Regions from separate parts of the Homo sapiens genome. Here all the other regions are linked to region 1. The links are chromatin contacts, found by Hi-C or POLR2A ChIA-PET in ENCODE. All regions are on one chromosome and are shown on one strand. Each heading gives the region's core, a stretch centred on a gene start or an enhancer-like site at or near the end of the contact. The rest is flanking DNA. Distances are from core to core; before and after follow the strand shown. Region 1 has its middle 290 kb from the start of LINC01985. Region 2 overlaps TGFBR2 (transforming growth factor beta receptor 2). Region 3 has its middle 21 kb from the start of LINC01985. Region 4 holds the start of LINC01985 (long intergenic non-protein coding RNA 1985).

Region 1 (8,000 bases), core at 1,616-4,115:
TATTTCATTGATAGGATATTCAGCTACACTTTGAGCCATTAGAACATCCAGGTTGGTTTTATTCCTCTTATTCCCAGATGCTAGCACAGTGCCTGGCACGTTGGAGGCACTTCGTCAATGTCCATTAAATGGTTGATGGATTATTTAGTTGATTTATGTTTTTCTCTCTTTTTTTGTTCTTTAGCTAAGTGAAGAAAGAAATCACTCATAGGGTAGAATACAACCATGTTGGCATGTCCACAGCTATGTGAAATAAAGATTTGGGTCATTGTTAGCATCATGAGGAGAAGCAGGGACATTTATAAAGGAACATCTGAGCAGTGATCTTTTATTTTCTGTCTGACATTGCTAGATAGAAAAATTTCACTTGACCTTCAAGTATTATTTATTCGCCTCAAAGACAGCTGGGCTCCGTGTGTGTAGGCAGGCATGTAGAATTTTGGAGAAGGGAATATGATTAGATTATTGTTACTTGGATGATTTGCTTATTATGTTTCTCTGTAGTCACAGTTAAGAGTTTCATACGTGAGAGATGGACTTGCTTGAGTCAAAGAAACCATTTGCTTTCTGATCTCTTTAAACAGTAAAGGAATCACCTGTTCTTGTTTAGTCTCTGTGATCATTTATTATTTTTTATTATTTCAGCAACTAAAGCTATTCCTTAGTGCTTAAAAAATATTGACAAAATATAAAATTCTTCCTTGATTATGCCTTTTCTCTCTGCCTTTTCAAATTTGACTGGCTTTTGGTTGAGATATTCTTCTCAGATGAATAAGTTGAAATGGGAAGGTGTTTGTGTGAGTGCAGCACTGTTGGTCTAAACAAAAATGATATATCAAAAGATCTATGAGAGTAAGTCTTTTATTGAAAATGTGAATTTTTACAAAATGGTAAAACTTACATTTTAATGGGGCTAGGTTCATGTTTTTGTTTTTGTTTTTTAACTGAATAGTTGGTACATCTGGAATTAGCTTCAGTTCCCTTGGCTGACTTAAGTTATAGTAACATTGGACAATTGCATAGTCTCTCTGAGGTTTGGTATTTCCAGTTTTAAACATGGTTAACAATGCTAGTCCTTTCTCTTATTCATAGAAATTAATCAAGGAATAAGATGTTGATCTAAAACATTTTATAAGATTTATTAATTATTAGGCCCGGTGCAGTGGCTCATGCCTGTAATCCCAGCATTTTGGGCAGCCAAGGCGGGCGGATCACAAGGTCAAGAGTTCGAGACCAGCCTGGCCAATATGATGAAACCCTGTCTCTACCAAAAATACAAAAATTAGCCGGGAATGGTGGCGGGTGCCTGTAGTCCCAGCTACTCAGGAGGCTGAAGCAGGAGAATTGCTTGAACCTGGGAGGCGAAGGTTGCAGTGAGCCGAGATCACGCCATTGCACTCTAGTCTGGGTGACAGAGCGAGACTCCATCTCAAAAACAAAACAAAACAAAACAAAGATTTATGAATTATTTAATATATAAATACAAAAAAATACCTTAGCTGCTAGAACCTATGTTCCAATAATATGACAGTGAGATACCATTTGATGATAGGTAGGCTTCTGTTTTTAGTTTAGTTTATGTAAAAATATATTTAATTCCATATTTCATGAATATCCCCATAAATAGGCTTGAATAAATATAATTTTATAATTTGAATAGGTAATCTTGCTGTTAATAATTTAATTCTATTGAAACCAGTTATCCATCCCAAATTTACAGCATCCCATATTCATCATAAATTTTCTTTATTTTGATGCAAAGTCGCTTTCCTGTGGGAACAGCTCATGGAATTTGCATATTTAAGTTCCACTGTTTCTAGAGGTCATTGCCTGTTTTGTTTATAAGCTTGTTCCTTCTTAATGTTTCCACTTCAGTTAAACTTGAGATCACAGAAAGAAGGAAAAAAAATTGAGTAGTGGGTATCCCTTCCTATTGGATCTTCAGTTTAGCAGAAAAGCCCTGAAATTTTATGAAAAGTGTTTTGATATGAAAATTTTATCCTATTGACTAATCTCCAAATGTCTGGACTTCACATGGTTGCTTAACCAACACCCAACCCATCTTTACATGTATAACTTTCTTGGCTATTCCAATGTTACTATTTCTTTCTTTTACTGCTCCTATTCATTTATTTCTACAAACCAGTTCTGTAGAATATGTAACTTAATTGTCACAATCAAATCACTCTGTGGCAATAAGAGAAAGCCAACTGTACAGCAAGAGAAATATGTTATAAAACATCAACTATTTATTTATTTATTTATTTATCTGAGACTAGGTCTCACTCTGTTTCCCAGGCTGGAGAGCAGTGGTGTGATCTCAACTCACTGCAACCTCTGCCTCCCGGGCTCAAGCGATTCTCACACCTCAGCCTCCTGAGTTACTGGTACTAAAGGCACACACCACCATGCTCAGATAATTTTTTTTTTTTTTTTTTTTTTTGGTAGTGATGGGGTCTTCCTATGTTGCCCAGGCTGGTGTCAAACTCCTAGGCTCAACCTATCTGCCTGCCTCGGCCTCCCACAGTACTGGGATTATAGACCCAATCCTGGCCATAAAGACAACTATTCTAAGGAGAGTTTGCTCTGTGAGTGATTTTGAAAATGCCCTAGAGATTTTTTGCTTTAATTTTTTTCTTAGGGCTTTGAACCTATATGAGTCCAGAGTTAATTTTGTTACACAATAGATTTTTTTTTTTTAAGAATGGTTCCTGCATGCATATCCCCACCAAGTTTTCTTCTGAGAGTTGAAATGTTGTCTGGTCGAAAGATATGAGAAGCTACTAAGTTATTGCTTAGTCATTTCCTCATGAAGATAATTTTTGCTTTTATTGGCATTGGCTGACCCTTCATGAGGAAGATAAACATAAGATTTTCGCAATCAGTTATACTCAGAACAGAAATACTAGAGAAGGTGCAGGAAGAGGACAATGATGACTATAAAAGCAGAAGAAAGTAGGACTTACAAAGAAAGATCAAAGCAAGTGGAGTCCCTTTATCTGATCAGGAGGCATGTAAGGGCATGAAGACATTTCAAAGAAAAGTCACTAAACAGACTTCTTGGAAAGTTAAAATGATGAAGGTAGAAAATGGTTCCAGTCTCTAGAATTTTAAACTCTGAAGAAAAACAGAAGTTTGATAGATAACTTTTCATTTGCTCAAAAAGTGATGCTAAGTTAGAGAGGAATGGTAGATCAGCTGCTCTGTTTTCACAAAAGATCAAATAACAAGAATTTCCTTTTGTCCTGCAGTGTGATGGATTTAGGCCAACCCTTGGGTCACTTTAGGACACTTAGGTTTTTAAGCATTGAATTAAGTATGTCTCTAGAGTTTATTATCATTTGGAGTAAAACACTCTGAAGTTTGAGGGCAAAGTAATATTATCTTTAGCCTGAATTGATAAAATATGTCCTCAATGACAAAAGGTGGGAAAAAATTTTATGACAGGTCTTCCTGCTTGATGGTTTTAGGTAGTTGGTGAAAGCAGAATGAAGATCCCAAATTAAACCCAAGATTTGTGCAGGGTTGGGTTTCACATGAATCTGAAAATAACTAGAAGTTTGGTTGTAAAGGTGGCCCAAATTATATTTGCCTGTGGGAAATTAGAGGAGAGAGAGCAAGCAAGCAGACAAATTTGGTCCACCAGCCAATCCTTAGTTAATAGACATGAAGAGAAAACTCTATATGAGATATGATGATTGCCTCTCCTGTTCCTAGGCCCAGAATTAAGTCTAGAAAAGGGGTTTAAGTCTAGAAAAGTGAAAGGGCTAGCAGGTGGAGAAAAGCCAAAAAATAAAGGTCTTAACGTTTATTTTAATTAAAATTCCTTAAGATGTTGGGCTCTTAGTAAAACTATTTTGAGATTCATATGTCTAAATGTGACACAAAATAGGGAGAAACATGAAGCCCACATTTGTGCACAAAATAGTCGTGGCTTTAGCATCCTGAGTAACCCACCGTGTACCACTTTGACATGCTGAGCATTCCAGCAGAGGTGTTTGGTACAGGCAGGGCCACCAGCAGAGGTGGCATTGCCAAGAGGGAGGTGACCATAGTGGGTAACATAGGCAATTATTTCCCGGCTGCTTATCAGCAGCTGAGGTCTTGGCAGTCGACATTGAGAAGGGCCAGGACTTTTCGGGAAGCACACGTGAGACACTCTGGAAGATGTCTCAAGATCACTGGAAAATTGTTGTCACTTTTACCAGTATGTGGGACGGAAGTGAAACTAAATAAAGTTTAGGTTACTCTAGCTGTGCACTGGGCAATGGTGGATGAAGAAATACTGGTGCATGTAAAGAAAAACAAAATCTGGTCATGTCAACCTCATGAAATCTTAAGATAGAGGTGATCCTGACAAGTTGCAATAGAGTGAGACACAAAACAAAGCCAATATTAATGGAGGTGGGCAATGATCAGACTTGAGAAATAGCTTTTTTTAGTATAAAGATCATCCATTATTTATCTAGAGCTATATGTACATATGTCAAGACTTGTATTTGAATGTATTGTATTTCAGATGCATTATATTCTTTAACCCTCACAACAACTGGGTAAGTAATAATTACTGTATCTCTTATAATCTTTTCAGCTATAGTTACAGAAGACCTAGCTAAAACTGGTGTAACATTAAGGACCATTATTGTCTCTTATAAGAAGAAGAAGATGACAGGAGAGGGGAATATGCCAGAGCTGGTGCAGTAATTTATGAATGTCATTAAGAATTTAGGGGAGTGGGGGGAAAATAAAATAAAATAAAATAAATAGAAGAAAAACAAAAGAATCTAGGGTCTTTACAACTCTCCAATAAGTCACCGTTTTTATATTTGCTTCCTTCTCACCGTTATCTATCATAGTTACCAGGTGGCTACATCATCATGGGATTACAGTGACTGGCAAAGAAAAGGAGAGTTTCCTCTCACATCTTAGATGTCTCTAAGCGCCTTTCCCTGAGATCTCACTAGATTTCACTGGACTGAATCATGCTCAGGTTCTCAGTGCAAAGGAAGCTGGTAAAGTGAATAACAGCACTGTCAATCTGTTGAGTGGGAGCAAGGCTCTCCCAACTAAGATGGGGGATAGGAATGGCAATTAAGTAGGTGACAGCCATTTTATATGTGGGAAGAAAACAGAGGATATAAAACTTGCCCCAGGTCACAGAGCTCATAAGCAACCGAGCTGGGTCAAAAACTCACATTCTTCACAATCATGCTATAATGTACTCACTCCAGAGAGTCAGCCTGGGATCTAACCATCTCTTGGAATAGCCTGCAAATATAAGACAACCAAAGTATGATCTGGGGCTCAGGGGACGACACACTGGTGTGTCTTCCATCATGTTTCTGCCTTCTAGCTTTTCACTAGGCAGGCTTATGTAGAAGGCAGAGAGTGAAATTTTCTGAGTGCCCTAAATTCTCTTTCCAGCTTTCCATTTGACATTGGAGCATCTTTTTTATCTCTGAGTAACTGGAAAAGTCCGTCATTGCCATTCTAAAACACATTTTATGTGATAAGTCCCTATAAAACATCGAGGAAGCCTCTTTGATTTTAATACTTCTTTTGATCTCACAAAGGCTACAAGAAGGACATGTTGCTAAAGAAATAACAAGCTTCAAAAACTGTTAGAAGAATTTCTTTGTGGTTGCCATTTCAGATTCCTTAAATCCATATTGTTGCACTTGAGCTTCCTTTTGGCTTTCAAATGCTTCTTTTCAGCACTGATAATTTGCCAAGACATATCTAAGAGCTGAAAGAAAAGGAGATGGCAAGTACGGTATCAGTGATGTGATGTGTATGTCAACGGTACTCAATCACATTCCAGTATCCAGACTGCATCTAATTAGCAGGACTGCACTCACACCTCAACTTTCCCACATTACCTTCATCATCACAGGGCTGAGAATACTGAATACCATCCAAAACCCAGGCAAATAGTTTTCCAGTTTCATCTGTGGTGTCATTAACACTTAGGCCATGAAAGAAAATATTAACAGTCAAATAATCAAATATTTCTATTTGACTGTCTGGCTGCTCTTGGCATTTTAGTTGAGTCAAGAAAAAGTGCTCTGATAAAACAGAGTGAGCATGTGAGAACATGCAGTCCAAAATAAACCAATCACCCATTGATAAGTATGTGTTGCTGCACTTGCCACTTTTACCATCTCTGAGGATCCGTTTCCTCTGCTGGTAAATGAAAATGCTTATGTACACTTACAATAATTACAAAAGAGTAAAAGTGTAAATGGACACAGGTACAACTTAAGAGAATATAAGGATAGTGTTACTAATTTTACAGTAAATGAAATACGGGCATAACTTGTTTAATTGCACTTCACTTCTGTTTTGATTCATAGATATTGAGTTTTTTACAAATTGAAGGTTTGTGGCAAGCCTGTGTCTATCAGCACCATTTTTCCAACAGCATGTGTTCACCTTGTGTCTCTGTGTGACATTTGGGTAATTCCCACAATATTTCACACTTTCTAATCATTATTATATCTGCTATGGTGATACGTGATCAGTGATCTTGGATTTATTATTGCAACTGTTTTTGGGGCATCACAAAACACATTCATAGAAGATGGCAAACTGAATAAATGCTATGTACTCTGACTTCTCCACCAACCAGCCATTCCCTCACCTCTCTCCCTCTCTTCAAGCCTCCCTATTTCCTGAGACACAACAATATTGAAGCTAGACCAATTAATAACCTTACAATGGCCTCTGAGTGTTCACATGAAAGGAAGAGTCACACATCTCTCACATTAAATCAAAAGTTAGAAATGGTTAAGCTTAGTGAGGAAGGTATGTCAAAAGCCTAGGCCTCTTGCACCAAACAGTTAGCCAAGTAATGAATGCAAAGGAAAAGTTCTTGCGGGAAATTAACTGTGCTACTCCAGTGAATGCATGAATGATAACAAAGTCTTATGGCTGATCAGAAGAAAGTTTCAGAGGTCTGATTAGAAGATCAAACCAGCCACAACATTCCCTTAAGCCAAAGCCTAATCTAGAGAAAGACCCTAACTCTCTTCAATTCTATGAAGGCTAAGGAAGGTAAGGAAGTTGAAGAAGAAAAGTTTGAAGCTAGTAGAGGCTGGTTCATGAGGTTTAAGGAAGTCATCTTCATAACATAAAAGTGTCAGGTGAAGCAGCATGTGTCAGGTGAAGAAGCTGCAGAAGATCTAGCTAAGATGAATGATGAAGATGCCATCCCAGCAACAGAGTTTCAATGTAGATAAAACAGCCTTACATTGAAAAAAGATGCCATCTAGGACTTTTATAGCTAGAAAGGAGAAGTCAAAACCAAGCTTCAAAGCTTCAAATGACAGGCTGACTTTTTTGTTAGGGGCTAATGCAGCTGGTGACTTTAAGGTGAAGCCAAAGTTCATTTACCATTTTGGAAATCCTAGGGCCCTTTAAATTATGCTAAATCTACTCTGCCTGCACTCTATAAATGGAACAACAAAGCCTGGATGACAGCTTATCCCTTTATATCATGGTTTGCTGAGTACTTTAAGCCCACTGTTAAGACCTACTGCTATAAAAAAAAATGATTCCTTTCAAAATACTACTGCTCATTGACAAGGGACCTGGTTACCCAGGAGCACTGATGGAAATGTGCAAAAAGATTAATGTTGTTTTTATGCCTGCTGACACAACATTTATTCTGCAGCCCATGGATCAAGGAGTCATTTCAACTTTCAAGTATTATTACTTAAGAAATACATTTTATAAGGCTTTAGCTGGCATAGATAGTGATTTCTCTGATAGATCTGGGCAAAGTAAATTAATACCCTTCTGGACAGGATTCATGATTCTGGATGTCATTAAAAACGTGTGATTGATGAAAAGAGATCAAAATGGCAATATTACCAATAATTTTGTAAAAGTTGATTCCAGCTCTCATAGATGACTTTGAAGGGTTCATGACTTCAGAGAAGGGAGTCAGTACAGACATGGTAAAAACAGCAGGAGAATTAGAATTAGAAGGAGAGTCTGAA
Region 2 (8,000 bases), core at 3,351-5,850, 400 kb before region 1:
AGTACTACCATATTTGGGAAAGGCATCCCTTTAAAAAGTAATATAACGAGGTCCAAGGCGCTTGGTTTCTAACAACCAAATAACTTGGGCACAGACTGAGAAGCTAAAGCAGAAATTGCTACAGTGGGTACAAGAGCTGGACACAGAGCACAGATGTGTTCTGTTTGGCCTGAACTCTTTTCTTTTTAAAATATAAACCAAGTTTTAAAATTCAGAGATTTCACATGCAAAACTGGTTTTCTAATTCCACTTAAAGAAATAAAAAAGACTTGGAAACAGTGGGCCCACACCATCCCAAGACAACAGTCAGCTGACTGTGAGCTGAGATGCTCCTCTTGAGAAAGTCTCTGTGTCCTCAAATTTGCCTCCTCCCTGACACTCCTTCATGTCACCTACTCCCCTGCCAGGCCCCTGTGGCCACCTGAATGTTTACAATTAATGATTATTTCACCTGCACATTCAATTCTCTCTTCTAATATTAGGGTTTAACTAGAATGCAAAAAGTCATGATTTAACTCTCTAATATGAATATTTTTAACATGCATGTAATTCTCTAATGTGTATAATCACATTTCAGTTCAAGGCCAGAGGACATCTACTTTAGAAATCAGATCTATGTGATGTTAATAATTATTATTACCATGATCATGATTTATCGAATGCAGACCAAATGCTTAGTCCAGTATTAAGTACTGTGATGATTATTTCATTTACTTATCACAACCACCATGCAATTTTGTCATTAACATTTTATAGATGGAGAAATTAAGGGTCAAAGAGATGAAATAACTTATCATATCATATCAATGAGAGAAAGCAAATAAAAGACAAAGCCAATGGTGACACACAAGCCCTCATCCTTCCTGATACTCCACAATGAAATAGATATTCCATCAAAAAGTTTAAGAGTAGAACTTTACACACATTCCAGTACAAGGCAAAGACACAGGTGTGACTACTAGGAGTTGAAGAAAGTATACAAGGGGTGGGGAAGCAATAAGTTTCTTAGACAAAAGCTTTGGTTCTTTGTAATTACTTCACTTATTTTAGGAGACATATATAATAAGGTCAGCTTGGTGAAGCCCAAGAGTTTTAAGGTAAAAACTTGAGTGTGAATTCAGGCTCTTACATGTATTAGCTGTGGGCCACTTAACTTCTTGAAACCTCCATTTCCTGATTTATGAAATCGTCCCATGTAGGATCATGATGAAGAGCAAACATGCTTGAAGTACCTGTGAAAATCCTCTAGACAGTAAAAAATGCCACACAAGCATTCACTTGCTAGAAAGGTAACATTCCATGCAATGCTCTCTCACACCAAAGAAAATTGCAGGAAACAAATGACAAGATAAGTATGAGTTTGGTAAATCTATTCCTACTCATCAATAGAATGTAGCAGTTTGATGACTTCTAAAAAACCTTTCAGGAAATTTGAATGAATAGACAAATTGAAATATAATAATTTTTTGTTACCACTGTGCCCTGATGCTTTCAAATATACAATGGAATCAATCATCGTTACAATAAAGTTGCCAAGAGTGTTTAGGATCTAGAACCAAATAATCTGGTTTTGAAATATTGTTCATAACCAGCATAGGTCTGGCAAACAGGCAGTAACTTGAGAATCCAGTTCAATTTTCAAATCCTCTGCTTACTCCTGCACATTTATCAGGCGAGAGCTGATCTACTTTGGCTTTGAGACACTTAGTGTGTTATTTCGCAACATGCTAATAAAATTAGTAAGTTTGACATGCAGAGATGGGAAGGCAATGATGTGTCTTAAGATTGTGGAATTCTAAAATATTGAAATAAAATCATGTTTGGCTTACTTTTCAAGGAAATAAAACTGCTGTACTTTCATTCACAGCTGATGAAAGAATTACAGAAGAATATGGGCAACAACAATTGTAGTAGATTTTTAAGTACCTAGTTAAAAAGTGTTCTGGGCCATCCAGATATATGGAAAGCAATATTCCTTAATCTTCTCTCCTGGAGCTCATTTGCTCACGTAAAAGTTAATTATAAAACATTGCTATATGACTTCTACTGGAGGAGAATTCACCATGCTGGGAATGGCAGCAGGTTGCAGTGGAGAAGGCTCTGAATCGACCATGAGGGGGCTTTGAGTTCAAGGGCAATTACCCAACCACTCTCTGTGCCTGTTCTCCAACCAGTCAAACAAATGGGTTGGACATGATGAACTTAAAGGTCCCTTTCATTTTGAAAAATGACACAAAAAGGACAGAAAGACACATTCAGATTCACTTTGGTTTCTAAGATAACACCAAACACTTTGAAACTTCCCCCTTCATGTTTTTCAAGCAGAGGAAGTAAAAAAAAAAAAAAAAAAAAAAGAAAGAAGTTGCAAGTATTGTTAAGGCTTCTAGAAAGGACAACAAAGGGCAGGAAATTTGAAACAAAATCTGAGAATCTGCCCTTAAACTGGGCAATTTTGCTTGTTTTCTCACAGTGCAGTTAGATGAAAAAGTGTAAGGTTGATCTTCGCCTTTCCTGGGCATTACTCATTGCTGTCATGACCTTGATGCAATTTGCAGTAAACATCATAAAGGTCTCTCTTGTGGTGAGTAGCTGCAACTTTTCTGATGCTACCTCCTGTGATTAAAATATCTACTCCCGGCCTGGCACGGTGGCTCACGCCTGTAATCCCAGCACTCTGGTAGGCCGAGGTGGGTGAATCACGAGGTCAAGAAATCAAGACCATCCTGGCCAATATGGCGAAACCCCGTCTCTACTAAAAATACAAAAATTAGCTAGGGCTTGATGGTGCGTGCCTGTAGTCCCAGCTACTCAGGAGGCTGAGGCAGGAGAATCACTTGAACCCAGGAGACAGAGGTTGCAGATGGCCAAGACTGTGCCACTACATTCCAGCCTTACGACAGAGCAAGACTCTGTATTTAAAAAAAAAAAAAAAAAAAAAAGGCTACTCCTTTCCAAGTCCTAGCAATCCCACTAAGGTTGGTAACTTAGTCTGTTTGGCTGCCATACAAAATATGTGAGACTGGGTGATTTATAAAGGACAGAAATTTTTCACAGTTCTAGAGGCTGACAAGTCCAAAATCAAGGCACTGGCAGTTCTGATGTCTCGTAAGAGCCCCCTTTCCTGCTTCCAAGATGGTGCTTTGTTGCTGTGTCCTCTAGAGAGGACCAGTACTGTGTCATCACATAGCAGAAAATGGAAGGGCAAAAGGATCCAGGCTGGTTACCTCCAGCCCTTTTATGTGGGACTAATCCACTCATGACTTAATCACTTCCCCCAAATCTCCGTCTCTTGATACCACCACAATGGGGATTAAGTTTCAACATAAATTTTGGAGGGGAGACATCAGCCACAGTAGTTGGTGAGAAAAAAGGACAGTATTTACATAATGACAGTTGTCAATGGGCTGTGGAAAAGTCAAGATAGATTCCAGCAGTGATTTTAAGATGGAAAATGAGAACCATGCACACAGTCTTCAAGGTGCAATCTTCCAACATAGTTCTGGAACACAGCTGGCTCCTTCCATCCATGGGGAATGACCACATTTGTGTGCTGAAATAACATTTAGTACTAGAGATAAAACTGGAATAAGTGATCTAAACTTTGAAATGTTTTGAATGACCTTTGGCTACAAAGTCAAATTATAATGCTTTCTATTTCTTAAGACAACTCTTTATGGAAGTTCTAGTATGTACCTAACTTTGGCACCTTAGATTTGCCCCACACTGAATCTTATCTATTAAACCTATCTCATTCTGGGGTGAGAACCCAGATGTGTAAAATCGTATGGCCAGAGGTGACTGAGAAGTGCATTTTGACTATGTTTCATAGTCTTTTATCCATCTTAGCATAATCTTTTTACCAGCACCAGTGGAGTTGTGAACTCGCTCAATTTCTTGTGATGTCCAGTGTAAAAATGTATGCCTATAAATGTAACTCTTAGAAAGAGAAGCAAAAATGAGAAACCATGGGGGAGGAGGGGAGGAAATGACAAGCACAGTCTGTTTTTAGGACACTGTACTTGCTGTTCCCTCCAACTAGAATGCGCTTAACCCAGAGATCTGCCTTCTTCATCCCGATTTCATACCAATTACTGCTCAAATATCACATTATCAAAGATGCCATTCTTGACAACCGCTTCTAAAATTACAAGCATCTACCATTGTTCTCAGACCCTCGCGCTGTACTTATCTGCTGACATGTTGATAGAATCTTGTTTATTAGCTTGTACACATGGACTTTAATTCACTCTGTATTCCCCAAATCTCAAACATTGGCTGGCACACGGTGGTTGGTACTCTATAAACACTTGGTGATGGCTTTCCTATCCCTAAGTCCTCCAAAGCCAAGTTTCATACCTCTTCCTTAAGTTCCAAAGGAAACCTTATCTGCAGAAAATTAATGCATATTTGCTGTTGCTGGATAAAGAATAAGGATATAGTCACAGAGAAAAAAGGACATGTTGAGGCCAGGTATGGAGGGTATAAACAGTTGGTGAAGAGTTTTAAGCTCAAGGCCTAGCCTGTCTAACTTAGCAATAAAAGGAAGTCAGTTCTGAAGTCAAAGAGAGTTCTTCTTTCCCCACTGGGAGGAGCTGGTTCATGAAAGTGGAGGGCCAGAGCCAAGAGAACTCTCCCAAGACACATTGTTCAAAAGTCAAGGGCATAATCTAGATAGAGCTACACAGTAGCCATGAGGACACATGGATTTATAAATTTAAATTAACTAAAGTTAAATGAAATCATACATTCAGTTCCAAGTCAGACCAGCCATTTTCAAGTGCTTAATAGCCACATGTGGCCAGGAATAGACAGGATACTTTCATCATTGCAGAAAGTCCTATAGGACAACACTGATCTAAAGAAATTCAAAAGGACCTGCGTTCCTCGGCTTCTGAGGAGATCTGAAAACGAAGGCCCAGAGGGAAATGGAAGGAGAAGCAGGGCAGAGCTTGAAAAGTAATCGCATTGGAAAGGGCCCTGACTGCTGGCTTGGATGCCTTGTGTAATTAAAGTTCTATCCCAACTTCTTAAGGAATGAGTCTCGTATTAAATGACTGGCTGTCTGTAGTGTCACTGCTGAGGTAGGGAGAGAAGACAATTAGGGACAAGGAGTAGTGTTCCATGGAAAACACGTTAGCTATGAGTGGCAGCAGCAAAAGGTCTCAGAAGTGAGAGAAATGGACCCAACTAGGTTTGCAACAAGCTGAAACCTGTAAAGGCTCATGTCAGCTGGCACAACCTCTCAAAATGCAAATCCCTGAGCCCAAGATAAATGTAAGGCTCGTCTGACTCCTAAGGTATCAAGTAATTCTTATTAAGCCCCATTTCAATGACTGAAACCTAATGCAGAGCCCAGGCACACAGATTAAGTTTCCAGTCAAAGCCCACACAAGCCTAAAGAAAGGAAATTAACATTTTAGAGAAAAAAAAAAAAAAAAAAAAAAAAACCCACAGGCTTTTTCAAAGGCTTTTTTTTTTTTTTGGAGGATTTAAGTCACAGCATGCCAAATAAAGGTGAGTTTCTAGGAGAATACAGCACAGAGGTGACCAAGGTGGGTGAAATTTATTCACAGGGGAAAATCCAAATGCCTTCAGGGAAACCACTTTTGCAGGGTTCTTCTGATAAATACTGAACCCAATTAAAAGCATCCCTTCAGGGCAAGTTTTCTCCTAGGAGATTTCTATTGGCCGCTTTAACTTCCCTTTCCCCAGAATTTCCAGGAGAAGTTTGTAACGGTTTATAATCCCTACCACTCCATGCTCATAGACTTTAAGCATATTTTTCTCCCACAAGGCAGTACTATTTTTATAATCCTTTTAAGATTAAAACTAAAAACACAGATGATTAAAAAAAAAAAAAAAAGGCCTGGCTGCATCCTCCTACAATAAAGTATTATAATTGCAGTGCACTACTAAGTAGTATTTCCACAAACATTAGACTATCTGGTTTCCAGGACAAAGAAACAGCCTATAATTCCAAAGCACAGGAATGGAAAAGTACAAGTAATTTAATCTGTCCCACTGTGATTATAGGTGCTAAGAAATTACCTGAACGGACCTCTTTGGGACTTGAGAAGAATGGGGACTTTAATGATGCTCCATAACTGCCCTATTCATTATGATACCCAAGAGCCACCTGTGGCTATTTAAATTCAAGTTAACTGAAATAAAAATATATCTATATTTGAAATTCAGTTCCTTATTTGCACCTGCTACGTTTCAAGCCACATGTATCATCTAAGATGGTCTCAGACCCACTGTTCAATAGAACTTCCTGCAAAGGTGAAAATATCTTATACCAGTGCTGTCCTTAAACCTTAACACAGCCCAGGTATAAGATATTTTCATCTCTGCAGAAAGTTCTATTGAACAGTGGATCTAAGACCATCTTAGAGAGATAATTACATAATTTTTCCCAATTTCATAATAGAGATTATGAAGTAACAGCCTCCAAAATACAGGGTTTTTAGGCTACTGGCTACCTTCTACACTCAGGTGAACTTTTTGTAGTGGTTTACACATGTGTACCAATTGCCCTCATCTCCCCAGTTTCAAGTACATTAAAATGGCATTAGATGTAATAAAATACATGCCACTGAGACTCAGCTCAATTGAAACTTGAGTTTCTTCAGAATTCCAAACGATGGTGCATCTCTTTCTGAAACCTGAAGTGGGGACTTGTCAGGAAAATGTCTATGAGGGAGGCCTAGGAAAAAGAAGGCATTTTCCAAAATTAATAAATTTATTTCCTTGTTTTTTGTCACACCTTATTCCAGAGGTGTCTCTAGGCTACTGTGTGCGGAACGAGGTCTGGACAGAACCTAATGATAAATTGGGGGATACTGAAAGTCCTGGCACTCTAAGGAGCTTCCCCACACATCTTTAGATTTTTATTTCCCATGTGGGAAAAAAAGAAAGGGATTTCCTATCTTCCCATCACAAACTCCTGGCTTTGCAGTGGTTTTATTACGTCATTCCCCTACTTACAATCTGCCAGTGACTCAGAGAATTTAGCCCAAACTGGCACTTAAGGCTCCCATAATCTGATTACCTTTCTGCTGAATAACTCCTTTTATCAGAAACCCTTTGACCTGATAATTGCTGGCTTTCCTACCACCAAAATTTCTACCTCCCTACCAGATCTATCAGGTGGATTTTAAGGTCAAGAAGAGCATGCCCAAGGCAGCCTGCTCAGCCCCTGGAAGGAGTTCAGTGCCTTCACTGTTGGCTGTGAGGTTTACGTGATGGAGGGAAGAGACTCCAAGAATGGTGTCTGAAAGGATGCCTGGTGTCTGATGCTGCCCCTCAGGAGTGGTCCAAGGTGGTTCAAATACTGCCTGCTTTGGCCATGGCTGACAGAGCTGAAGAACTGCCTCTATATGGTGTGTGGACACACACCCCAGGCAGCCACTTGCCGGCTTCCCTCTGTTTCCTTGAAGGAAGTGGAGTAGCATGGCCCTGGGGCTAACAAGTGAACAATAGTGCCTGCCTTAAATCATACCCAGCCTTTCAGACCCAGGTCAAGTGTTTTCTCTTTTGGAAAATCATCCATTCCCCCCACTACCAGCCCCACCAAGAGTACTCTGCCTCCTCCGGTTTTGGTTTTTAACCATCTTTACTGTGAGGTATGCTTTTAGATAGGCCTGTATTTGCTCTGTTCTGCAGATGAGTTTCCAAAACCTTCTAAAACCTTGCTCATATTTGTTATGCTGGATTTAAAGTCAACAGATGGGAGTTTTCAACCCAGTAAATGGAATTTCTTTGCTGTGGGAAATCAAGTACTTTGACCTCTCTGGTGAAATTCTTCATTTGTAACCTCACTGGGTTAGGCTAGATTAGTGTTTCTCAACATGGTTCCACATCGGAATCATCTGGGGATCTTTTAAAACAATAATGATGCCAAAGTCCTACCCCAGGGCAATGAGTCAGAACTTCTAGGTGCTTGGCTCAGGCTTTGGAATTCTTTTAGAAGTTCGCAGGTGATCCTAACGTGCAGCCAG
Region 3 (8,000 bases), core at 2,772-5,271, 310 kb before region 1:
TACTGTATTTGAGACTTTGTGGGCCATACGGTCTTTGTACAGTTATTCAGCTCTGCCATTGTGGCACTGAAGCAGCCAGAGATGATATTGAATGAATGGTTGTGACTCTATTTCAATGAAGCTTTGTTTACAAAAATGAGCAGTGGATCTGATTTGGCCTTTGGGCTGCAGGTCCTTTGATCTAAGTTAACCGTCATAAATAACCGAGGGCTATATATTGAGGACATGCCTCCGCCATTGAAGACTGCTGCTAACAGAAAGGAGATAATTTTAAAAATCTCTCTAACACCTGGACAGAGAGTCTGCCCCTGCAAAGGACTTCCACAGTCCCAGAGCTGTTCCTTGTCCTGGTTCCATTTCAAGCTCTGAATGTAGGCCAAAGGCTATATAGTACAGGACCATAGATTGTGGGGTCATCAGGCCTCTGCTTCTGCTTGGATTTAGAACCCTGTACTACCTAAGTAAAAAACCATGTCTCAATCAAATTATTTATAATTTGACATGACACTCCTATGTCTGTTTTAGCCACCCATAATAATGTGGGCCTCTTTGGCCAGCTCTTTTCTCAGATACCTTCCCAGAGCTTCTTCCCTGCCCTCCTGATCTCCTCCTCAGGCTTTTTGTTGTAACCTGTGGGATCTCATTCCATTAGAAATAAACGCTTCCGTCTTCACAGACTCTCCATGGAATTCTTTTTCCACTTGTTCTGTCTGTACTATGCTTCCTCTTTCCATCTCAACTTGTGTGAAGATACAGAGAGTAACCCCTGCCCTCAGACCCTGGAGCGGCCATGCAAGTCCATTATCCTAGAGCCTGTGCGGTAGTGTACTTACTAGCTGCATGCTCTCGTCCATTTAGGCCACAATAAGAAAGGGGAACGTAGATCCATGCTACCTCATTCGCTTTCTTGTTTTCAACCACCTGCTCTAGAGGTGACTCGCAAGTCTGTATCTCTAGTGGGAATTTATCTCCTGAGTTCCTCAAATTCAAATACAACTGTTTAGATATATTTTCCATTGGGTTGTCCCACAGCATCTTTTTTTTTTTTTATTTTTTGAGATGGACTCTTGCTCCGTCGCCCAGGCTGGAGGGCAGTGGCGCGATCTCGGCTCACTGCAAGCTCCACCTCCCGAGTTCACACCATTCTCCTGCCTCAGCCTCCGGAGTAGCTGGGACTACAGGCACCCACCACCATGCCCGGCTAATTTTTTTGTATGTTTTAGTAGAGACGGGGTTTCACCATGTTAGCCAGGATGGTCTCGATCCCCTGACCTGATCAGCCCACCTTGGCCTCCCAAAGTGCTGGGATTACAGGCATGAACCACAGCACCCGGCCCAGTATCTTAAGCTTAATATGCTTAAAGGTGAATTTATTCATGATCTTCCTTACAAAATAGCTTTTTCTTATGTTTGTGAATGAAACCTCCTCTATCCTTTCACCAAAAACAGAAACCTGCGATACTCCTTGACTGGTCTTCTTGGATGAAGCTGGCTGGTGACCCAGTCTTATAAGATACAGCTTTCTGACATCTTCACTAGCTATTTGCAGATGGTAAAGACTCCTACTTGTCCCCTAGAATTGCCTTTCCCCCTTTCACTTAATAGTTGAGTATTTTTAATTACATGGCCATATGGAATAAGCAACACATTTTCCAGATTGACTTGCATCTAAAGTAACCGTCTAACTAAGCTCCAGCAAGGACAGGTAAGCGGAAGTCTCATGTGTAGCTTCTAGGAGGTGTTCTTAATGGAAGGCTGTATAGCCTTCTTTTCTTTTTCCTTTCCTAATCCTGGAATGGAAACATAATGACTCCATTTTGAGTAGCCACCCTGGAATTTGAAGTGAATCTACATTTTTGAGGATGAAGAAGCAAGCAGAATAGAGGATTCGTGGATCAATGTGAGAATTTGCCTTACTAGCCATGTAAATGGATCTCATTTACACGGGAAACAGAAAAATCCCCCAAAACCTACGCGTGCACACACAGACACACACACATGCACCACACAACACACACTTCTATCTTGTTTAAGCTGCTGTTTGTATGTGTGTGTTTCTCTCTCATTCATCTCAACAGTGCTTTATCTACAGAATAATCCTTGCAAAAGCCAAATCTGAACACTTAACACTTCTTACTACATTATAACCTTCCAGTGACTCTTGTTTGTCTCGAGGATAAAGTTCCACTTCCTCAGCAAAGCATACAAGGCTTGCTCATTCTGAAGTTGGCTACTATGTAATGGGATCTTCCATTATGGATGGAGCTAGTAGCAATTATGGTAATAATGGCTATTCTTGGTCTGAACTGCATATCAAATCTCCCAATAAGGAATACAGGTAAATCTGTGTCTCAGGACATCAACCAGAGAGGGGTTTAACATTCAATATTTATTAAAATTTTATTATTTTCTAGGTCCAAGGGCTCTTTATAGATCAACCTATTTAATCCTCAAAACAATTCTGTGAGATAGGTAGTATTACTATTCTTACTTTATAGAAAGAGACTGAGGCACAGAAAGACTAAGTCAAATATCCCAGTACTGACCACTTAATAAACATTAGGGCTAGAGTTTAACCCCTAACAATCTAATGCCAGAGCCTGCTTAACTAATGTGCTATGTGTTACCAGCTGTCTCTATAGAAAGCTAATTCTAACTGGTATGAGATGGTATCTCATTGTGGTTTTGATTTGCATTTCTCTGATGGCCAGTGATGATGAGCATTTTTTCATGTGTCTATTGGCTGCATAAATGTCTTCTTTTGAGAAGTGTTTTTTCATATCCTTCACCCACTTCTTGGTGGGGTTGATTTTTTCTTGTAAATTTGTTTAAGGTCTTTGTAGATTCTGGATATTAGCCCTTTGTCAGATGGGTAGAATGCAAAAATTTTCTCCCATTCTGTAGGTTGCCTGTTCACTCTGATGGTAGTTTCTTTTGCTGTGCAGAAGCTCTTTAGTTTAATTAGATCCCATTTGTCAATGATGGCTTTTGTTGCCATTGCTTCTGGTGTTTTAGTCATGAAGTCCTTGCCCATGCCTATGTCCTGAATGGTATTGCCTGGGTTTTCTTCTAGGGTTTTTATGGTTTTAGGTCTAACATTTAAGTCTTTAATCCAACTTGAATTAATTTTTGTATAAGGTGTAAGGAAGGGATCCAGTTTCAGCTTTCTACCTATGGCTAGCCAGTTTTCCCAGCACCATTTATTAAATAGGGAATTCTTTCCTCATTTCTTGTTTTTGTCAGTTTTGTCAAAGATCAGTTGGTTGCAGATGTGTGGTATTATTTCTGAGGGCTCTGTTCTGTTCCATTGGTCTATACCCAAAGGATTATAAATCATGCTGCTATAAAGACACATGCACACGTATGTTTATTGTGGCACTATTCACAATAGCAAAGACTTGGAACCAACCCAAATGTCCATCAGTGATATACTGGATTAAGAAAATGTGGCACATATACACCATGGAATACTATGCAGCCATAAAAAAGGATGAGTTCATGTCCTTTGTAGGGACATGGATGAAGCTGGAAACCATCATTCTGAGCAAACTATCGCAAGGACAAAAAACCAAACACCGCATGTTCTCACTCATAGGTGGGAATTGAACAATGAGAACAGTTGGACACAGGGCAGGGAACATCACACAGTGGGGCCTGTCGTGGGGTGGGGGTAGGGAGGAGGGATAGCATTAGGAGATATAACTAATGTAAATGACAAGTTAATGGGTGCAGCACACCAACATGGCACATGTATACATATGTAACAAAACTGCACGTTGTGCACATGTACCCTAGAACTTGAAGTATAATGATAATAATAATAATAAAAAATAAGTTTAAAAAAAAAGAAAGCTAATTCTAACAGCCCAAAGATTTTCCAGGGCTGTACCATATTTCCTTCCCATATCTGTTATCAGAAGCAGAGGCCTGTGCTGTTTCCATCTTTCCCAGGATTATTTCAATAAAAGGAACGGGGGGCTTTTTTATGATTCACTCATTCATGCCTAAGTTATTAGAAGTGTGAGCTCATTTCTGGTTGACTCAGATACTTTATATAGTCATAGGCAACATCTAACACTTATTCTAGTATACTCTTACAGTTAATAAATAGTAAGAAATACAAACTCATCTGTAATGTAATAACTTCAAACTTCTAAATATTTTAAATTTAACCTTACTTGCCCAAAGTGAACTAAATCATGATGACATTTATTAAGAATTTCCTCATCCTATAGCAAAGTATAATGCATGACTGGGTGAAAAGAGGGAATTTGCACTGTGTAAATGTCCGAAGGGCCAGAAAGATTTAAATGAAATCCGGGGGTTCTATAATTTTTATATTATTTGTATGCTTATGCATGCATAAGCGAGGAAGATTAATGAAAAGAAAGGATAATTAAAATTGTGGGATATTTTCTGAATTCCTTCCTCAATAGTTCTTTGGAAATGCACAAGCCCTATTATTTTCTCCTATGTTCACTGATATGCCAAGTCACAGAATGTTGTTAGACCGGTTATTGGTGTCAAAAGTTGAAATCCTATCCAATTAATTGCTTACAACATTGCTAGAATTTCTTCACACAGTTCCCTGCAAAAGCATCTATAATACACTGGCGGGGGCTACGTCTTTGCTTTTAAGGTATTTCACTGATGGACTGAACTTGTTGAATGTCTGGTACGTGTTAATAATTAGAATACAGTTGACTATTTATACCCAGGCTTGTTCCAGAAGGGATTTAAAAAATCATTTAATAAAATACATATGAAATAGCAAATAAATGATTTAAAAAAAGACTCAGGAAATTTCAGTGAAAGTAAAAGTGAGTCAGGACACAAAAATCACACAATGAAGTCACGCATATTTTCTAGAGGTATGCCAAAAACTTGTAAGTTTCTGCTAGCCAATGAGAAGAAGGAAACACTAGAGGTGAGTGAGTCACACTACTTATAGTGTTAAATCTATCTAGTTGCTGAAGAGATGAACAATTCTATCTGATTATGAGATCAGAATTTTCTCCCAAGTCTTTACAGACAGGATACCATATATTGTCATACACATAATCTCAACAGTAAACACAGACACAAGTTATTCAGTGAAGTTTATATAATACACCTCAGTATTGGCTGCTGGCATCTCACCAAAGTGCAATTAAATAAAAAAAGAGCTACTGAGGCTAATGTGAAGAGCTGTGAGCCCATGACTCCCAGATGATTTGACTCAAACTAGGGAAGATTAGAGAACTTGTAATAGTAGTTCTTGAACATTTATATCCATAAAAATATCCCAAAACATAAAGAATGGGTTGCTGTGCTTCTTCCTCATTGAGTCAGGTTTAGTCCATCTGGAGAGAGACCCACAAATATCTGTTTTCAATTATTAGCCCTCTTTCCTTGAAGTTATTCCAATGTAGAAGGTAAGCAGACCATCATGGAAAAACCAGAGATTAAAAGCAACAAGTAGCATTATTTGATATCAATTAATGAACTATCAGAGGATACTAGCAAGAAATGATCATTTTAACTTGAGATTAATTGATCTGTAACAAGTTTTGGGGGTAGTGTTAATATAAACTTGTTGAGCTGCCCTACTAGGGAGGATGCTGTACTAGAAAATATTTTTTCCTTTTCTCTACAAAGTGAAAATACCCACTGCATCAAAGAATGGATGGGGATAGAAAATCACTCAGAATTGTTGAGTGGAGACTTCTTAAAGGTGCCATTTCTTAGATGTGTGGTTGTGGGAAGAGGTCTTATTAGAATTATGTTTTTGGGATGTTGGACACTTTTCAGAAAATTGTGGCCCTGTGTAATGAAAGTTATGATGTGGTCTCCACATTCCCACTTCAGTACTTAGGCATTTGATCACCCAGCTGCCAGGAGTCTTTTCTTCTGATGGTTCTTCACAGAAATTGTCCTCCTTACCAAGGTTATATGCTTAACGCAGCTAGCATCCCATGACCCACTGGTGCAGAGAGACAAGACCTGGATGGATATCTCTGAAGGACCATCTTGTATTACAGCTTCTCTTGAGATTAGCTGAAGTCTTTGTAGGACCTGCATCACAGTTTGACTTCTTCCTCCTTCCAATCCTTTGTTCCTTACCCCTTGCAGATGTAGATCCCTAGAGGATTCTCCCCAAACTTCCTGCTCACAACCATCTCAGATTCCACTTCCTAGAGAATCTGACCTAAGACGTGGATATAAATCTCCTGATCTTCACCTCACTGATGCTACTACCTATGTTCCTTTGCAATTTGATTTTAATTATATTCACCCACCTTTCCTTTCTGTATCTGTCTTTTATTTTTCTTCAGCTCTGTTCTTGATATTTAAGGGCTTCTTAGTGTGGACACCTTTTTACTTCCTCAATGATTTTTTTTTTTTTTTTTTTTTTTGAGACAGAGTCTCACTGTGTTGCCTAGGCTGGAGTGCAGTGGAGCAATCTCAACTCGCTGCAACCTTCAACTGCCAGGTTCAAGCAATTCTCCTACCTCAGCTTCCCGAGTAGCTGGGATTACAGACATGTGCCACCATGCCTGGCTAATTTTTTTGTATTTTTGATAGAAAATACAATTTTTTTTTTTTCGTATTTTTGGTAGAGACGGGGTTTCGCCATGTTGGTCAGGCTGGTCTCAAACTTCTGACTTCAGGTGATCCACCCGCCTCGGCCTCCCAAAGTGCTGGGATTACAGGTGTGAGCCGCCACTGTACCCGGCCTGTTCCTCACTGATCTTAAAGGATTTATTTGTTCTGTACTTTGTTATCTCTTTTTGTGAGTCTGACCCAAAACAGGTCTGCTAAGCCTTAAAGATGAGGCATATGAGGTACTACTTAAGCAAACATATGTGCAAATGTGTGCAGGAGTGTGTGTAGGCGTATGTGCACACATACATATACACAGAACAAGGAGGTTTTTGTAATCCAATGCATTTGAGAAATATGACTTAAATGGGTAAGTTACTGCAGGAGTTCTCAGAGTCTGTAAAGTGCTAGTGTGAATTGTGAATCTCCACATTGTACATTATAGAACCCTCCTCTTTTCCCTTTTTATTGATGTAAAATTTTTTTTTTGAGATGGAGTCTTGCTCCGTCGCCCAGCCTGGAGTGCAGTGGCGCGATCTCTACTCACTGCAAGCTCCGCCTCCTGGGTTCACACCATTCTCCTGCCTCAGACTCCCGAGTAGCTGGGACTACAGGCGCCCACCACCATGCCCGGCTAATTTTTTGCATTATTTTAGTAGAGACGGGGTTTCACCGTGTTAGTCAGGATGGTCTCGATCTCCTGACCTCGTGATCCAGCCACCTCGGCCTCCCAAAGTGCTGGGATTACAGGCGTGAGCCGCCGCGCCCGGCCATATTGATGTAAAATTTACACAACATGGTTAACCATTTTAAGGTGTACAATTCAGTGGCATTTATTACATTTACAGTGTTGTATAACCACCGCCTCCATCTAGTTCCACAACATTTTCGTCACCTCAAAAGGGAACTCTGTATCCGTTAAGTCCTTACTTCCCACTGCACCTCCCTCAAGCCTGTGCAACCATTAATCTGCTGTCTCTACAGATTTACCTAATCTCAATATTTTATACAAAGGGACTCATTTAACATAACATGTGACCTTTTGTGTTTGAATTCTTTCACTTAGCATAATTTTTTTGAGGTTCAGTCATGTTGTAGCATGTATCGGTATTTCATTCCTTTTTATGGCTGAATGATATTCTATTCTATGAATATACTGCATTTGATATACACTCATTAGTTCTTAGATTTAGGCAGTTAATGGATACCTTTTGGCTATTTTGAATAATGGCGTTATGAACATTTGTGTATATGTTTTGTTTGAATACCAATTTTCATTTCTTTTTGCTATGTACCTAGGAGTAGAATTACTGGATTAGATGATATTTCCATGTTTAATTTTTTGAGGAGCCAAAACACTTTTTAAGTATATTGATACTAGCATACTGAGGAATAATACATTTTGAAAAGTGTTCTAT
Region 4 (8,000 bases), core at 3,172-5,671, 290 kb before region 1:
TATCTGCCAGTAATGAGCTTGTTAACACTGAACAAACCTGTACATTCCCTTGACCTCATTTCCACATACATATATATGTATATAGTAAAGAGTCCAGGTGGAACCAAATCTGAGATTATTCTTAGGTTTTTATATAGCTGTAGCCAGTCTTTACAAGAAAGAATGAGGAGCCTCTTGAGAAAGATCACATGGTAAGTGAAGACAAACAGCTATAACCTGGTTCAAGAACAGTAGGCTGGTGTTGAACAGAGCTGGGACTCTGAATAGACCTTGGGCCTGTCACTCTGATGGTTCTCTGGCCCAGGCCCAATGGACATACAATATGAATAAGAAAACAAAGTTTGTTTTCCTTCTTTTTTTTCCTACTAATTGCTTCACTGGGCTTTGGGACCTCAATAAGTCAGCAGCATTGGCATTGGCAACTTGGGCAGAGACAAGATAGCACTAGAGTCTTGGGAGATGATGTTGGCAGTTTCAGGAGCAATAGCAACGAAGGCCTGGGCACTGAAGATATGTTAGCAGCCTCTCTCGGTATTACGAAGAGCCAAAAACACCATCGCAGTGAGGCAGAGTGAAAGAGGAGGAAAATGACAGACATCCAGTGTCGTAAGAAGATAATTCGCAGCATGCTTACCACAACTTAGACACGTGCCAAACTCCATGGAAGGAATGTAAAGAGGGCTCTATGTCTTATAAAAGCAGAGAGAAACATAGTTTAACTGTTACTGCATAAACCTCTTTTTACTCCGATGTATAGTCTGGAATAAGTTTTGGGGGTTTAACTGGAATTCAAAATTATAAATAATCATCCTTACCCAAAGAATGTGACACCTCAAATATTAGCAAATTGAACAGAGTTAAAAATAAATCTCACTATGGCTGTGAAATTGGGGAAGAGAAGTTCAGAACCTATTTCTTATTTTCTCAGTGCAGTAGAAAGGCTTTGGATTTGGGCTGGTATCCTAACTCTGATACTCAATGGATTAGTCAAATTAGTAAAATTATTTAGCTTATTGAGCCTCAGCTTCTCTAACTGGATGATGAGAATAATACTATCTACAGTACTGTTGGAAGGGATTAAATATATAAAGCATAAGCACATAGCACATATGTGAGTGCCTGACCTTTGGTGGGTGCTTAATAAACATGAGTTCTCCCTCCCTGCCTTCATCTCCCTTTATTAATAAAGCTTCTTCTCACACTCCAAGCTATTAGAAGTTCAGCTGACACAGGACATAGGGCAAGAGGAAATAAACTTTGCATGGTTCTAGAAATTCCCTTTTGATATTCATTATGTTATTTTTCAGGGATAGAAGAGTCTATGAAGTACAGAAAAGAGGAAAGATCTGCAAACAATTCGGTATCTTCTTTTAACTTGAAACTCATTCTACCCACTGCTACAGCTAGGTACTGTGCTCTTGCTCAGATTGCTGGAGGGTTTTGTTGTGATGATCTCCTTCAATACATCAATACTATAAGTTCTATAAGAATCATCTCAGAGCTTGTTTAGAACTCATTTTTTTTCTTTTTCTGGGTTATGCAATTATAATATTCATTTACATGTGAAAGCCCTGGACCATCAATGGATTTTATCAATGTATTAAAATTGCTAACTGTGCCATGCAGATACCAGTGATGTTCCTGATGGAATTACAAGTCTAGGGCCATGGTGTTCTATTCCAAATAAATCCCATGCAAAGCATATTCTTACATTTAGACATTTCCATAATTATGCACATTTTCCTTTATTAGCAATTTCTCTGACTGTGTTTGGATGAGTGGTATGGAGTGTGTATAGGCTTGAGTGTGTACATACACAGTAAGGTGAAATGTGCCATGGTCAATAGGGGATGCTTTTTGGACTGTGGTGGATCTGCATGTGCTTAAGCTCCAGTTTGACACTCCCTATGTGATCTTGGGCAATTTACTTAATACCTCTAAGCTCTTCAGTTTTGTTATCTTTAAAATGGAGTTTGGAGAACTTACGCATAAACAGAACACTCAAAAAATTTTAGCTATGCTATGGATATTCCAAATATGATGAAGCAATATGTTAGATATTACATTAAAACATTACTATCAAATAGATTTTAGGGGTAAATTTTCAAAAATAATTGTTCAGATCTTTTGGTAATAGAGACCACAGAAAGAGCCAAAAAGCTTTTACAAATTATCCTAATGAAGGGAAAGAAGGGAAAAGGGAGGCAACTTTTGAAAAATGAAGTTATTGCTTTCTCAGTCCTTTCCAATTCAGTCACTGGGAGCTGACAATAAAAACAATATTGATTCCTCATTTTTAGTGAAACCTACCCAATAGAAATCCTTCAGGGCTTGCTATTTTTCTGAGAGAAACCCTGCCTTAGCACTATTGCCTTTTCCGGAAAGGATCTGGCAGAAAACAATATTCTGCCTGGAATTCGCAACATTTCTTCCTTTGTGAAAACAAACAAACAGTAAGTTCATTTCCTCCCAAATCTTCTCAGGATTCTTTCTCCTGGTTTACCTCCTAGAAATCAATTTCTTATGACTTTCTTCACTCACTTTCATAAAAGAGATCAGGCAGATACTCTAAAAGGTGAAAATTAAACATTTCAGGGACAATCTGATGTCATTTTGATTTTTTATGATTAAGTCTGATAGGATTTAATCGAATTCTCAATAATTATTTCTGGCAAGTGATTCTATAAGTGATTAAGTAATTCTCATTATTTTTACTTCTCTGTATTTTCTAATTTCCCTACAATAGATATTTAGTACTCATGAAAGAAAACACATAAAAGTTAAAAAGTATGGTGATCTTAAAGTTGCAGTCAAATATTTGTGGCCATTCTAATCAAATCGCCTTTATGGGGTCTGCTCTTGACTATACTACTTCATTTAATTCTTCCAATCACATCTACTCATCTTGACTGTTTTATCACTGAGGAACCAAAGCCCAGAGATTTTAATAAATGAATCGAATTATCACAGCTAGGAGAGGCAACACCATTATTGAACTGACAGCCTTATTTTTTAAAACACCCTGCAAGTAGGTAAAAAGCAGGAATGTAAACTCAGGTCTATCTGATCAAGTTTTATATTATTAATCACTGTTATTTCCTCAGATGTCTTCCTGAAGTAAAAAACTCAGAATCTGACCAATGTGATTTCTTTTTGTAGCCACGGTTCTACAGTTAAACTGAAGAAAAAAATTAGTTTTCTCTCTGTCAATTGAATGGCTAGTTGTTTTTTTGTTTTGTTTTTGTTTTTCTGACAGTCTTGCTCTATTGCCCGGGCTGGATTGCAGTGGAGTGATCTCGGCTCATTGCAACCTCTACCTTCCAGGTTCAAATGATTCTCCCGCCTCAGCCTTTCAAGTAGCTAGGACTACAGTTGTGTGCCACCATGCCCGGCTACTTTTTGTATTTTTAGTAGAGATGGGGTTTCACCATGTTGGCCAGGCTGGTCTTGAACTCCTGACCTCAAGTGATCTGCCCGCCTCGGCCTCCCAAAGTGTTGGGATTACAGGAGTGAGCCACTGCACCCAGGCTTTTTTTTTTTTTTTTTTTTTTTCCCAAAACAGATGAATTTTCTGAGAGAAGGCCCTCAGCTACATCTAGACTCTACTGAAATGGCCCATTCGGAACCCAGAACATCTATAAGAGTATCTTTGCTTGGAAACTTATAAGAAAGTTCTCAAAATACTAAAGACAAGACACTATGAGGGAAATGAAGGAAAGTTATCATACAGACAGAGGCATTAATTGAACCCCAAGATGAGGCCAGTTAATACAAAAACGAAAGAACTTAAATTCAATACACATTTTCCATTAGCACGTAACTAAAAAAAAAGACTTACAGTAACTTTTAGTATTGCCTGGTATTCTACATTTTTGTAGGCGGAACTTAAAACTCTTAATTTTCACTGAGTTACAATTTAATGACCATTAAGTACCTTCTAAGCCAGAAACATTTTGACTTCCTTTAAGTTTTAAAAACTTCTCCCCCAGACCTTTCCCTACTTTGCTTGTGTTTCCCCTCCTCAGACTTTAGTCTTGCTTTGCTTATTATTATTTTTTTAATCTTCTATTTAGTTTTTTGCAGTTCAGGGTAAGAGACAAGGTATTACTTCTCTCTTGTGGGGTTCCAGCACCAAGGCTGATCTTAATTGAATGGCTCAGAGAATGAATCTGAGGGAAGCAACTATGAACCAATCCAACTGCAAAGGAACAGATTATGAAATTAGTCATGTGCTTTTAAAGCAGTCCCATGTTTCAGTTTTGGAAAGCTGGACTTAAAAATGTAACTAAAATCAATGACTAGGAATGAATGGGGGAAGAATAATGTCTTACCTGTTCTATGTTCATCATATTAAGTTTCAAACATACCATCTCCAGCCACAATTTCAAGCAAAATTAGTTTGAGAATGAGACATTCAGGAGACAGGGGAATTGACAAAGAAGGGAGAACCAAACTCATTGGGTCAAACTATACGGAGATGGCCAGAGAGGACCTGTTGCCAATTTGATAAGTGATCTCATTCCACTCTGAAGCCCATCAGAGTTCTGAGCAGAGAGATGCTGGATCTCATTATTATTTATTCTTGACCTGCAGCCAAAAAAACCCTCTGAACTGAATATCCAGCTTTGCATCTAAGGCATTTCAGTGTCTCCAATGTGGTAAAGGAAAACACTTTTTCTTTCCTGTTGCTATGTATATTGGCAAATATCCTATCCAAAGAATTGTGCTCCAAGAACTCTGGAAACACCTGCCAGCAGAAAACTTGGGAGCTTTGTTTAAACAAGTATACCTGCCAACTTTCCAGTGCTGTTGATTTTGCAGGACTGAACAACGTGGACTATTTTAAAACTACTTATGGATAACAGGAACTGGGCCATGGAGATGAGGCACGGAATGTGCCTAGAATCATGTTTATCTTTTTATTTTTTAGTATTGTGTAGTCTGAGCCTTGTGCAAGAAAACTGCAGTGTTAATCTCCCTTCAGCACTGGGTCCACCATGTGGCTGTGAACAGGAAGAATGCTTGGGCGTGAATTCAAGGTATTTGGCAAAATAGGGTTTCCAAGAAACCCTGTGGAAATATAAAGCTCCAGGCTCTGTGACATGTACTGGCATTAACAAATGTCCCTTAGGTTCTCAAGGGCATTTAGATTCCTTTTGTAATTTCTTCATAGCATTGTAATCAATGAATCAGCTCAAACACTCTTGAGTCTTAGTGAGCAATTCCAAATCTGAGTCCTAATTGGACATGATTATAATAAACAGTTCTACTCTAATTTCCTTCCATCAAAATTAACTACTGTAGGTAATTGTCCAATAGGCAAGATGTTTTCTTGAGGTATTAAATAAAGGCATTTGGATATATAAATCTTAATGGTTGGCATAAAAGATGCCATGCTCAAGGCAATAAGGCTTAGTGGTATTTGTTTTTAACTCAACAGCTAGTATATGGTTGTTTGAAAGTAACTGAACTGAGGTCATTGGAGGAGGTGGAAGGACACCAACCTCCCATCTTACAGACCATAAGGTGGTCCCACTGAACTTCAGCTGTTTCCATGGCTGAGCAGCATGGTGATGTTTTGTGGATGGGAAAGATGCTGCTACTCCAAAGGTGTATCAATCTGAAGATGCTAGCCTACTTCATGTGGTTGGAAGGAAGGATGTTGAAAACCTCTTTATCAGCTGGGTGTGGTGGCCCATGCGTGTAATCCCAGCGCTTCGGAAGGCCCAGGCAGGTGGATCACCAGAGGTCAGGAGTTTGAGACCAGCCTGTCCAACATAGTGAAACCCTGCCTGTACTAAAAATGCAAAAAAAATTAGCCAGTTATGGTGGCACGTGACTGTAATCCCAGCTACTCAGGAGGCTGAGGCAGGAGAATCGCTTGAACCTGGGAGGCAGAGGTTGCAGTAGGCCAAGATCGCACCACTACACTCCATCCTGGGTGACAGAGTGAGACTCCGTCTCAAAAAAAGGAGAAGAAAACCTCTTTATCAATGTGTTCTTCTGGCCTGCTATGAAAGTCCTACCATTTTGAGTTTTTCCTTTGGATTAAGGCTCTGTAGGAGTCACTTTGCTTCTTAGTTCCTCAGTTGCCTCCTCCATACTGTTAGGGAATTAGTTTATGTATCATTTAGTGATCACTGCAATAACACTATGTAATAAACCACCTCTGAAACTCAGGAACTTAAAATAATAATTATTTGTCCTCATAGAGCTGTGTGTTGTTTGGGGAGGCTCAGTTTCAGGCCATGGTGGCTGGGGTGGCTTTGTTTTACATTGAGGGTCCACTGGTCAATTTTGGACAACCTGCCATTGGCTAAGGCAAGTCACATGACCAATCCCTAAGCCAAGGAGTGTGGAAATATGCCTCATTCATGAGTATTTAGTACCAAGCAGTGTGAAAATATACTTCATTTATGAAGTTACTATGGCAAGGGTGTGATATAGGGAGGAGTAAAAAATTGGGGTCACTAAATCAACCTAACACAGACTAGTTAAGTGGATTCTAAATATTGGGGTCCTTGTAGCTATAACAGAGATTTCTCAAATACACTATGTTACAGAATCCTAAAATTTTAAAAATGTAAAGACAGAACCATTTTGCAGGTCCACTAGGGAACTCCTAAAGCATTGTAAGTATCATGTGGGAAGCCTGTAAAAATCTGGGTCTTCTGTAGCAGAACTGAGACGGATGGTCTAGGAAACACCATTTTAAATAACATTTCAAGTTATTCTGATGAGAGCTTGGTGGAGCTTGAATTCTCCAGGATCCTAGGATTCTAAGCTGCACCTCTATTTTGACAGCACATGTGGTTATCAAGTACCAGCACCGTTTTACTGAGTCAGGTTACATATGCTAGCTGAAATAAATTACTCTTCCTATGCCAGTTGACACATTTTGGCAGGGACCTCTTATCCACAAGCCAATACAAATAAAGTGGGTAAAAGCAGGAAAAGGGAGCAATGGTATCTTGTCAAGTTTTGAATACTAATATCTCACTTTTATTTACAACAATAATAGTTGACAATAAAGTCAAGTTCTGATTCTAAGCATTATTTCCAGAAAGTTAGAGTTAATATGCAGTTACTGTAGGCCAGGAAAACCTTAAGCAAAACTTCAGTCATTGGATATATCATTCAGGGTTATACCAGATAAAAAGAATTGGTAGGATATCTATCTACCTATCTGTCTATCTATCTATCTTATCTATCTGTGCAAGGAATTGTCTTTTATGATTGTGGAGGCTGGTGACAAGTCTGAAATCCGCAGGGTAGACCATTGGGAAGGGCAGGCTTGAAGTTAGGCAGAAGTTGATGCTACAGTCCACAGGAAGAATTTCTTCCTTGTCAAGAAAAGCTCACCTGTGCTTTCAAGGACTTTCAGTGGACAGAGTCAGGGTCAAGCACATTAGAGATGATAGTCTCCTTTACTTAAAAGTAACTAATTATATATGCTATTCATATTTACAAAACACATTCACAGCAACACCTAGATTAGTGTTTGATTGAATCACTGGTGCAACAGCATTGACAAATTGGCACATAGAACTGACCATCATCATATCTGAGGATTTCTCTTCTTGTTTTGGGTGTTACATTTGTGTGTTACCTGTATCCTTATTTAACATTTTTTTAAACTAACTTAGTTTTTGAATTTCAGCCTTCTCATAAGCAATAGTAACTATTAAACTATTCATTTCATGTGTTAGTTATATAAATCATAAAAACAATAAAATTAGTTATATCTATTAAAATAGTTTGTCCATATACTACCTTAAATAATTTACCACACCCTCTTGGAAATACTAGACTAATTTATTAAATTAATCGCTAGATAGTTGGGTCGAAGAGCTTGCTAGAAAGAAGCAATTTTAATAAGGAAAGAGAAAGTCTAAAGCCAGGAGCTCAACCTGGGCAGGGCAAAATCCAAAAAGATGCTTTCTGTTACAGAAAGCCCAGGGGAACCTGGGATTGGGAGTGCTACACACCTATGGTGAAAA

Evidence for each region. A loop is a pair of places that touch in the nucleus more often than their neighbours do. ChIA-PET counts read pairs that join two places held with the same protein, here RNA polymerase II (POLR2A). Pooled maps may share reads with other maps.
Region 2: a map of Caco-2 shows a loop between it and region 1 (4-fold over the local background). The contact joins two enhancer-like sites. A Hi-C loop is called at or near these places in 2 of 168 maps with a recorded cell type or tissue (Caco-2 and naive thymus-derived CD4-positive, alpha-beta T cell) and 2 of 50 pooled maps. POLR2A ChIA-PET finds 5 or more read pairs at or near these places in 3 of 52 experiments (HepG2, activated B cell and activated CD4-positive, alpha-beta T cell).
Region 3: a map of endothelial cell of umbilical vein shows a loop between it and region 1 (11-fold over the local background). The contact joins two enhancer-like sites. A Hi-C loop is called at or near these places in 2 of 168 maps with a recorded cell type or tissue (cardiac septum and endothelial cell of umbilical vein) and 1 of 50 pooled maps.
Region 4: a map of heart left ventricle shows a loop between it and region 1 (3-fold over the local background). The contact joins the promoter of LINC01985 here to the enhancer-like site in region 1. A Hi-C loop is called at or near these places in 3 of 168 maps with a recorded cell type or tissue (heart left ventricle, mammary epithelial cell and vagina) and 5 of 50 pooled maps. POLR2A ChIA-PET finds 5 or more read pairs at or near these places in 1 of 52 experiments (PC-3).

What each region holds. Positions count from the first base shown.
Region 1 is chr3:30,222,981-30,230,980 of GRCh38, reverse strand. No RefSeq gene overlaps it. Among named protein-coding and RNA genes, the nearest start is that of LINC01985, 290 kb to the left of the region's middle. Within about 2 kb of position 2,865, at least 6 of the 41 ENCODE cell types and tissues checked have a DNase peak (open chromatin) inside an H3K27ac peak, as active enhancers do; they include PC-3 and endothelial cell of umbilical vein, where a contact is called at or near this core.
Region 2 is chr3:30,625,976-30,633,975 of GRCh38, reverse strand. The region is part of intron 1 of TGFBR2 (transforming growth factor beta receptor 2); the gene reads right to left. It also overlaps the pseudogene KLHL25P1. Among named protein-coding and RNA genes, the nearest start is that of TGFBR2, 23 kb to the right of the region's middle. Within about 2 kb of position 4,600, at least 9 of the 41 ENCODE cell types and tissues checked have a DNase peak (open chromatin) inside an H3K27ac peak, as active enhancers do.
Region 3 is chr3:30,535,977-30,543,976 of GRCh38, reverse strand. No RefSeq gene overlaps it. Among named protein-coding and RNA genes, the nearest start is that of LINC01985, 21 kb to the right of the region's middle. Within about 2 kb of position 4,021, at least 5 of the 41 ENCODE cell types and tissues checked have a DNase peak (open chromatin) inside an H3K27ac peak, as active enhancers do; they include endothelial cell of umbilical vein, where a contact is called at or near this core.
Region 4 is chr3:30,515,289-30,523,288 of GRCh38, reverse strand. LINC01985 (long intergenic non-protein coding RNA 1985) reads right to left here and starts at 4,421. Exons shown (of 3, transcript NR_147054.1): 1 at 4,332-4,421.